2 separate regions of the Homo sapiens genome follow, and region 1 is linked to region 2. The links are chromatin loops, found by intact Hi-C in ENCODE. Cell type or tissue: B cell. All regions are shown on one strand. Region 1 overlaps COL11A2 (collagen type XI alpha 2 chain). Region 2 has its middle 9.1 kb from the start of HLA-DOA.

What was found. A loop is a pair of places that touch in the nucleus more often than their neighbours do. Peaks named below come from ENCODE experiments on the same cell type or tissue, not always from the same donor. Only the 100,000 strongest peaks of a DNase experiment are listed, where the experiment ranks them.
Region 1: it touches region 2 in a loop (29-fold over the local background); 10 of 110 quality-filtered maps call a loop at or near these places.

Annotation. Positions count from the first base shown.
Region 1 is chr6:33,170,870-33,175,869 of GRCh38, forward strand. COL11A2 (collagen type XI alpha 2 chain) reads right to left here. Exons shown (of 66, transcript NM_080680.3): 30 at 4,705-4,812; 31 at 3,658-3,711; 32 at 3,296-3,349; 33 at 3,142-3,186; 34 at 3,004-3,057; 35 at 2,832-2,876; 36 at 2,633-2,686; 37 at 2,479-2,532; 38 at 2,191-2,244; 39 at 1,661-1,768; 40 at 1,420-1,509; 41 at 1,181-1,234; 42 at 844-951; 43 at 598-705; 3 more. Among named protein-coding and RNA genes, the nearest start is that of COL11A2, 19 kb to the right of the region's middle. In B cell, CTCF peaks have their summits at 1,961, 2,161 and 2,366; a DNase peak (open chromatin) is centred at 1,962; H3K27me3 peaks cover 1,389 bases.
Region 2 is chr6:32,997,993-33,002,992 of GRCh38, forward strand. No RefSeq gene overlaps it. Among named protein-coding and RNA genes, the nearest start is that of HLA-DOA, 9.1 kb to the right of the region's middle. In B cell, a CTCF peak has its summit at 2,251 (motif pointing right); a DNase peak (open chromatin) is centred at 2,249; H3K27ac peaks cover 1,354 bases.

The DNA.
Region 1 (5,000 bases), 170 kb after region 2:
TCCAAAGTGTCCCTGGGGTCCCCGAGCTCCGGGCTCCCCATCTGCTCCCTGCAGGGTTGAGGGAAAGCAGAGACAAGGACACAGGGATGGGTCATGGGTCAGGTGTTCTCTATCCACAAATACCACACACAGCTGGGTGCCAGGCCCAGAGCCCCTGCTCCCACTCCCAGCCACAAGGGCAGAGGGGAGCTGAGGGAGGACCAGAGGCTGCTGGGCCTTCGGTGGGGGTGGAGGGGTCACTCACCGCTGCTCCAGGCTGCCCCACAGGACCAATGGGTCCAGGGGGTCCAGGAGGGCCCTGGGTAAGAGAAGAGAGTCAGAGACACCAAAACAGGGAGAGAGATCAGGTGGGACTGAGGTTAAAGGCCAGGAGGTCAGAAGTCAAGGTCATGGACACTTACATGTTCACCCTTGTTCCCTTTGGTGCCCTTCTGTCCGGGGTCCCCCACCTCACCCTGGGAGGAGAAGGCAGACAAGATATTAGAGAAAGGTGATGGGTAGAGTGGGAAGGATGACATGACAGGGGCCAGGGGTCATGCCCAGGTCAGCCATCTCATCTGGAAAGAAGATTGGTCGGGGTCTGTGGGGTCCCCTCACCTTGTCTCCATCCTCTCCAGCCACACCTGGAGGCCCAGCAGGACCAGGAAGCCCCACAGGACCCTGCACTCCATCTCGGCCAGTCGGGCCAATGGGGCCCTTCTCACCCTGTGGGACAGGAGGAAGGAGTCATGGCCTGGAGGTGACCCTCACCCTCAAACACCCCACAGGAAACTTGTCATAGCCCATCAACCCTAGGCTCACAGACCCCTCCCCAGTACCCCTCCCCAATACCCCCACACTCACTGGGACACCTTTCTCTCCTGCTGCTCCAGGGGGACCCTGCGGGCCTGGGCGCCCTGGCGGACCAATGGGTCCCCCTGATCCTGCTGCACCTCGTTCCCCAGGGGAGCCCTGAGAAAGCAGATGGTCAGACCCCCAGGAAGGAGACACCAGCCCGCCCATACCAGAGAACCTCAGACCACAATTCCCAAAAGCTCCCAAAATCAGATGCATTCTGGCTGTCCCTGGACAGCCTCTGCCCAGCCCCACAGCCCCTGGTGGTATCAGAATGCCACTCCCACCCTTCCTCACCCACCCCTTTCCCGGGTCCTTCCTACCACTTCCGGAACCCCAGACTCACTGCAGGGCCAGGGGGGCCAGACGGACCTTCATTCCCCTTCAAACCAGGTCCACCCTATGAACCAGACATTTGGGGAAGATGAGACTTCACGAAAAGAGAAGGGTGAGAGCTGGAGAGGGAAGACAGGCTCCAAAAGATGGAAGTGGGGAGTGACATGGAGGGGGTCAGGGACAGGGTCGGGGTGGGGACTCAGGATGCTTGGTGCTTGTGACAGGCAGGGGTCTGGGAGTCACACTCACAGCAGTGCCTGGGAGGCCTCTCTCTCCTGGGAATCCCCTCAGACCAGCAGGACCATCCTTCCCTGGGGCCCCAGGGGGACCAGGGTCACCCTAAAAGGAAAGGAGAGGTGATGAGCCACAGCCATGCTCCCAAATTAAACAGAGAGCTCTCCAGCCCCCCCTCAAATCTCCAACTACCTGTTCCTTTCAGCACCCCAATCCCCAGCTCCCCCACTTCCCCTCTGCCTGGCCCCTCACTGACCTTTGTTCCTTCTTTTCCAGCTGTCCCAGGTAGTCCCTGCTCTCCAGGGGGCCCCGGGGGGCCTGGGTGACCTCTCTCCCCCATAGGGCCGGTTTCTCCTGCTGCTCCCTAGACAAAAGCAGAGAGAGTTCCTGCTCTCAGGCCCTTCATCTCGCTGTCTGCCAGAAGAGCCCACCCTGGCCACCCTAAAACACTCCTTCAGAACCCCTTTATCCCTGCCCCAAAGCTCCTGGGAAATTCCCCGGCATTCCTGGGCCACTGCTGGGTTTTCTCCTGCCCCATGTGGAGTAACTACACCACCTTGTGTCTCTGTTGGGGAACTGCCTCTCCTGGGGGACAAGACGATGAGAATGCGCCCCAAAACAGACTGAAGTTCAGGACCCCTGCCTGAAATCCCAGCCCCCACCATTGACCCCAGCCCCAGGAGTCTGGGTCAGGTGGACCGGGGCAGGGGCGTGTGACCGAGAGAAGAGGGGCAGACAGACTAATGCTAGGGTCAGGGGTCCATTCTCTCCTAGGGACAAACCTACCTGAGGTCCCACCACTCCTGGAGGACCAGGGGGGCCGGTCTTCCCTTGGAAACCCTAGGCGAGGAAGAGAGGAGAATGCAGTGAAAGCAGGTGTGGGCGCTGTGGGGCAGATTCCCAGGAGGAAGGATCCCAGGCAGGATCACACCAAGCCCTGGGCCCTGGGTCTGAGCAGCACCAGGGCAGGCTCCACTCTGCCAGGAGAACGTCCCTGTGGGCTTTCCAGACAGCTCTGGGGTTAAAGGGTCTGATGGAGCCCCCTGAGAATGGGTAGCCAGGAGCATCACTCACCACTTCTCCTCTTTGGCCTGGGTGTCCCGGCAGCCCATCCTTCCCAGGGGGGCCCTGGAAGGGGTTCAGTTGTCAGGTGAACTCTCAGCTGGAAAGCAGGTAGGGAAGAAGGACTCAGAGAAGCGAGGTGGGTCAGAGCTCGGGGTCAACTTACCGGGGGTCCTTTCGGTCCAGGAAACCCGTTGGGACCCTGAGGTCCAGGGAGGCCCTAGAGACAGAGGTGGGGGGAGTCAGGAGAATGGGGGCAGGGGCTGAGTGGGGGAACTCAGCTTCCTTCCTGGGGTGAGGAGGGAGCTGGCTCACCCAGGCTCCCTGGGGACCTCAGGGGAAGGGGACTTTCGATCCACACTCACCCTCTCTCCAGGGGGCCCATGGGGGCCATCACCACCAGATGTTCCCTGTGGGGGGAAACAGAGTCAAGGAGTGGGAAGAGCTGCTTTCCAGCTGTCCCCGAGGTCAGGATGTTGAGGGAGAGCTGGGGCTGAGTGGGCAGGGGGCAGTTGGAGCCTTGTAGAGACCATTCACCTTAGCTCCAGACTTCCCAGTGGCACCTCGGGGTCCCCGCTGACCCCGTGGACCCTACAGAGGGAAGAGGAGTTGTCAGAGAAACCCAAATGCCCCCCTCTGGACCTTGAGCCACCTGTTTCTCTCCCCTGCACTCACCGTGGGGCCCCGTTCTCCCCGAGGCCCTGACTTCCCCGACAGGCCCTGGTGGGAATGAAGCAGAGAGAACATTACCCAGGGTGAGACTCCCCACAGACCCCCTCTACACCTCTCCAGCCCTTCCCTTCTCACGCCCTCCCACCCCCCAGCTTACCCGGGCTCCCTTCTCTCCACTGGCACCAGGAAAGCCAGGAAATCCTAGGGACCCCTGGTGAGAACGGAGAAGGGGGGAAATTGAGAAGTTATGAAAGGTAGGGTTCAGGAAGGGGCAAAGGGGGTCAGGAGAGGCCACAAAGGCAGTGGCCAGGGAGACCCGAGCTCTGCCAAGAACTAAGTGGCCTTGGACAAACCCCTGCTGCTCTCTGGGCCTCTTTCGGTCATCTGTAAAATGGGGGTCAGCTAAATTCCCTCTGGGGTCCCCCACTGCCCTGCATCTGTGCTTTCTGGAATCAGGGATCAGGGAAGCGAAGAGGAGGAGGGAAGAGGAGGAGGGGCACGTATGGGGCATGGCATCACCTTGGGTCCCTGACGTCCAGGATAGCCAGGCAGACCAGGAACACCCAGCTTGCCCTGTGGAGGGACAGGAAGCAGTTAGGAGTGAGAGGAGGCCCAGATGCCACTCCACCCCTGGAGACCTCAACCCTCACATATAACAGCCAGCCCCCACCCAGCAACACACCCCACACACCCCAGCCTCTAGCCCCTCATTGCTTGCCCCACAGCTGCCTGACTTTTGTTGTCTCTCCTTCCCGTGAGTGGATTTTCCCCAATTCTAGTGCTGGGATCCCACCTCCCCTGCGCCTACAGAGGTATCAGGTCCTTCAGGGTCACTGTGATCTAGCTGCTTCCCACATGTCAACCTCAGCTCCATCTACCCCATGAGGGAGGTGGGATCTACCCCAGCACCCACTCCTGCTTCACCAAGACCAATCCCCCTGCAGGCCCTTTGCCCACCACACCCCGACTCCCGTGCATGCCCCCTTCCCCAGAGGCTCCAGGGCTCATCCTGCCCAGGCAGCTGCAGAGCAGGGCTTAGAAGCAGAGATTCTGAAGCCAGACTGCCTGGGCATAACCCCTGGCTCTGCCCTTCACTGGCCATGTAATCAACAAGCATCCCTGTGCCTCTGTAAAACCTCAGCAAAACAGTACGTCACATGCCTACCTCATAGGATAGATAGGACGCATCAGCACAGCACCTGGCACAGGGCAAGTGCTGGGGAGAGTCAGCTCTGGAGACCACAGACCTCACTGCTATTAGACTCTCTCATCTCAGAACTCCTGCTGCTTGGAGTCCGAACGCATGTTCACTCTGCCTTGAAGCAACAGCTACTCTCTAAGCTTCGTCTCCGTCCAACTCTTCGTGTCAGGGACTTTTCCCTGACTTCTTATATATCCCCTCTGCCCATCAGCAGCTGAGAGATGCCATTTACACAGACAGAAGTATGACTAATGCATGGCCATCTTCAACTGACTGGCTGACTTCAGCGGCGGGCACCCATGCCCATCCTGACCCCAGTGCCCACACCCCCAGAGGACCCAGGCACAGAACCCTCATCCCATCACCTTCTCGCCCATGAGCCCTGGGGGCCCAGGGTCTCCAGTCGGTCCAGTGCGTCCCTTTGGCCCCTCAGGACCATCCTCTCCCCTGGAACCAGGGACTCCAACTTCGCCCTGTGTGAGAGGGAAGGACAGGTGAGTGCTGGGGACTGGAGGTGGGCTCTGGGCCCAGAGGAGAAATGGGCAACAGTGAGGCTGAGGAGGGCTAGAGGGGTCCCAGGAGCCACTGCAGGACAGGAAGCCCACAGGGTAGGGATAGTGTAGTGATGGGAGGGCAGGCATGACACAGACCATGGGGCTAT
Region 2 (5,000 bases):
AGGTGGGAGGATCACGTGAGCCCAGGAATTTGAGGGTGCACTGAGCTATAATCACACCAGCGCACTCCAGCACTCCAGCCTTGGCTGGCAACAGAGCAAGACCCTGTCTAAAAAAACAACAAACAACAAACAACAACAACAACAAAAAATAGAGAGAGAAGAGAGAGAGTAAGTGTATTCCACCAAGAACATACAGTAGTATCTTTTAATATCACTTGGGATACTTATTTTTTCTGTGTGGTTCAGTTCTATTTGTTTTAAATTTTAGAGGTTTTTGTCAATTTTTTATTAACATTGTAAATTATTTATACGTTTCAAAGGTCAATATTCACTTCTCACTTCTATTCTCCCTTCCTTCCTAAAAGTAGCCATTTTTATTAATTTCTTGTTTATCCTTCCAATGCAGCTTTTTTCCCCCTTTGGAGACATGGTCTCACTCTGTTGCCCAAGCTGGAGTGCAGTGGCACCATCATAACTCACTATAGCCTCGAACTCCTAGGCTCAAATGATCCTCTTGCTTCAGCGTCCTGAGTAGTTAGGACTACAGGGGGTACCACCATGCCTGGCTAATTTTTTTATTTTATGTAGAGACAGAGTCTTGCTATGTTGGCCAGGCTGGTGTTAAATTCCTGACCTCAAGTGATCCTCCCACTTCATCCTCCCAAAGTGTGGGGATTATAGGCACAAGCCACCACATCTGACCCAATCCACCTTTTTGAAAAAATATGTATCTTTCCTCTTTCTTACCCCAAAGGCAGTACATAGTTTAATCATTGTATTGCACTGTGAATTTTCCACTCTAACCTAGAGATTCCTCCGTATTAGTTCAAAGAGATCTTTCTCATTCCTTTTCGTTAGACTTTTTCCTTTAATTGATACATGATATTTTACATATTTTATTTATGAGGTACATGTGAGTATCTGTTACATGCATACAATGAGACTAATGATCAAGTCAGGTATTTGGGGTATCCTTCACCTTGAGCATTTATCATTTCTATGTGTTGGCAACATCTCAAGTCCTCTCTTCTAGCTACTTTGAAATATACTATATATATATATATATATATATATATATATATATATATATATATATATATATATTGTTGCTGGCTACAGTCACCCCAGTCTGCTATCAAACATTGGAACTTATTTTTTCTATCTCCTCATTCTTTTTAACAGCTTTGCATTACTCCATTGTGCAGATGTACTATAATTTTTTCAACTATTGTACTCTTACTAGGCATGTTTCCAATAATTTTCAATTGTTACAAATAATGACATATCATTTTTAAAAGGCAGATTACTATATAATAAAGATACATACTTCACTTTGGGAGGCCAAGGCGGACGGATCACAAGGTCAGGAGTTCGAGACCAGCCTGGCCAATATGGTGAAACCCTATCTCTACTAAAAATACAAAAATTAGCTGGGTGCGGTGGTGAATGCCTGTAGTCCCAGCTGCTCGGTAGGCTGAGGCAGGAGAATCACTTGAACCCAGCAGGCGGAGGTTGCAGTGAGCTGAGATGGCACCACTGCACTCCAGCCTGGGCAACAGAGCAAGACTCTGTCTCAAAAAAAACAAAAAACAAAAAGATACATATTTAAGTTTGGCATTTCCTTACATGTATTAAAATATGTTTTAACAGAAAAATATTACTTCTATTGATTTGTTTTTGGTTAGGTTATTAACACTCTCCTAAACACTTCGGTTTCATGCAACAATTTAGGAAATATCTGGTGTGCTTCTTAGTGAATGTGGAGATACTGGATTTGACAAATATCAGTTGGTTAGACTAGTGTTTGGCACATTGGAAGTGCTCAATAATAATAGTCAATACTATTATGAAAGATAATAGTATTAACAAAACAATACTTGTTAATATCAGAAAAACAAATTTTAATTTATTTTTCTTTATGCGGACATGTCATCAGGGAATTTGAGAGCAGGGTGACTACATTTTGTTTTAGTCAGCTGGGGCTTTAAACATTTATTGAGTAACCACCATGTTTCAGGCATTACAGTAAGAACTTGTACCTGAAGCAGATCCATATACTGAAGGCCCGAGGAAAGGAATAAAGGGCAACTGGGAACCTGACCAGGTCTCAAGAGCGGTGTTGGGACTCTAGGGAGGAGGCAGCAGAACGTTTCCAGTGGACGGAAGTGCCGGGGAGTCCACCTTGGGAGACCTTAGGCTTACTCAGATTTGGAGGCTCCAGGTGGGGTGGATGCAAACCACAAGATGGAGCCAAATTACAAGTCATAGGTAGCAACCTCCTAAACCACAAGGAGGAGAGGAGAGGAAGTGAAGTCGCTCCTCTGCGTGCACGATCACTTGTCTGGAAGCTTTTCTGAAGTCAGAGAGAAAGGAAAGCCTGAGAAGTGGGACATCATTCATTGAAAGGCATCTGTGTGTAGAGATAAATAGGGTAACATGATAGGGAGAGATTGGAGATAGGTGGTTTATTTAGCAAAGTTGGTCAATGAAGCTTCTCTGAATTGGTGCCACACGAGTTGTGAATGGGTGATGAATTGGAGGCATTAATGTTAAGGAGAATTCTGGGGAAGATAGTGTGGCTATTGCTTAATGAAAGAAGGAAGAGTAGAGGGAAGTAAAGATGAAGACACATGCAGCGCCAGATCATATAGAGTCTTGTTGACCAGGAGGGAATTTAGACTAAGCAAGAAAGAAAGTCTGAACTGGGGGAGTGCTTCGACTGATCCAGGAGGGAGAAGAAAATCTCTTCAGTAATTCCATCCCCAGTCATTCTTCAAGCTCACCTCATTCCCTGCAGCCTGTTGCTGCTGAAGCCTCAGAAGAAGTTTGTTCCCAAAGTTGGGAATACCTCCTCCTACACATTTCCTAGTAATGCTGATGTCTGACCCTGTTCATCCTGCCTCATGTCTCACAAGCTGGTCTCCATTCGCTGCTGAGTAGGACAGTGCAGTGGAAAGAACATGGGCTCTAGCATCACACAGACCTTCCAACCACCTCCTAGCTGTTTGACCTTGGGCAAGTTAGGTAATTTGAATCCTAGCTTCCTTCTTTATAAAATGAAATCATTATACTTAACTTGCAGATTGGTCATAAGGAAGAAATGAAATAATTCATGTATGGCAGAATGATGCTTTTCTTTTTCCTTTGTTTGTATTTAGGTTTGTCACACAAGACAATAGCACATGTCACCGCCAAGGCCTTTCCTCTTCTGGCTTTGGATTTCCCAAAATCTGAAGCTCACTTGACATTATGCCAGGTGTCCCAGACATTGTGCCAGAGAGAGAGAGGGGAATGCCTTTGACAGGCAAAGGGGGAAGGTTCTCCCAAACTGAGGAAGGCACAGTGGCCTGTGGGTCTGAAAGAGCCCTGCTTCCTTGCAGCAGCCAAGGCAGGTGGGGAGGCCTCCCAGGGACGGGGAAGTTGGCCGTATGGTGCATCTTTGCAGTCCTGCTCCCAGGCACTGGGGATCACTCCTCACTAAAGATTCCCCTGCCCCAAGCCTAGTGCAGAAGCAGCAGAGCTTCCACTTGGAAAAGAGCATACAGGTTAAGCCCTAGGCATGCTTGGAGTAAACAGTCTGGACTGGAGAAGACAACAGGGGCTTCTCCAAGGCCTCAGCACTGTGTCAGGGCGCAGACCCTTGGAACAACTGTAAGAGACCAGAAGCCCCAATAAAGACAGATTGAACTTAAAACCAGCCTCATGGCAGGGGTTTTGAATCAGATTTAAGATTTTTTAAAGAGCAGGTTTTGAATCAGATTTTCGATTATTTAAAGACATTTACTATTTTTTGCACTCTGTGCACTATCTTATTAATCTTTTGGACCAAGATTCAAATCCACTACACGTGAAAAGCATTAAGGCCAGGCACATTGCATGTGTTGGGTAAACGGTAGCCAATGTTATTAAAACCAGCTGCAGACAGTCGGACCAGGCTGGATTTGAAGCAAACAAAATTGAATTAAATAGAATTCTACAGTGTTTCAATGCCCATTATGTTCTGGGTGTTGGAACTATAAGACACAGCCTTCTCTTGCTTTAGAGGAGCAGTTAGTGGCAAAGGCAAATTCATACACAGTCAACTGACACAGGGCGGAATGTGGTATGCACTGCAGGGACAGGGTGGCCAGCATATTGGGGGCTGGGATTGAAAATGCTTCACAGAAGAGGTGACATTTAATCTGGACCCTGGAAGGACAGGTAGAATTTTGACTGGTTGGTGGAGGAAGGCAGGTCCAGCACAGAGAATAGTTTGTGCAAAGGCAGGGAGGAGTAAACATGCGACAACAGTTTTCTGTGACTTAAGCATTGATCATTTTCAGGAGGAGCTATTATATGGTTAAAATAGGCCAGGTGCGGTGGCTCATGCCTGTAATCCCAGCACTTTGGGAGGCCAAGGCAGGCGGAGCACCTGAGGTCAGAAGTTCGAGACCAGCCTGGCCAACATGGTGAAACCCGGTCTCTACTAAAAATAATAAAATTAGCCGGGCATGGTGGGGGGTGCCTGTAATTCCAGCTACTCAGGAGGGTGAGGCAGGAGAATTGCTTGAACCTGGGAGACAGAGGTTGCAGTGAGCTGAGATTGCACCACTGCACTCCAGCTTGGGTAACAGAGTGAGACTCTACCTCAAAAAAAAAAAAAAAAGGAAAGAAAAAAAGAAAAAGAAATACCCTGAGGACGGTTTGAGAAGGGTCTTCATCTTGTAGGTAATGGAGCACCTATAAGAATTTAAAGGAGGAAGGGAAAAAGCAGATATCCTATAAGCTTCTGAGAGAAAAAAACAACAACGATTACGTACAAAGTTTCATGACACAATATCTTTTGGATTATCAACAATAACGCAGGAAGCTAAGGGATTATAGAGAAATGCCTTAAAAATTCTGATGGAAATGATTTCCAATCTTGAATTTTATAACCGTGGAAGCTATTATTCAAGTGTGAGAGTAGAATAAATATATTTTCCGACATACGAAGCATAAAAAGTTTTCCTCATATGCAC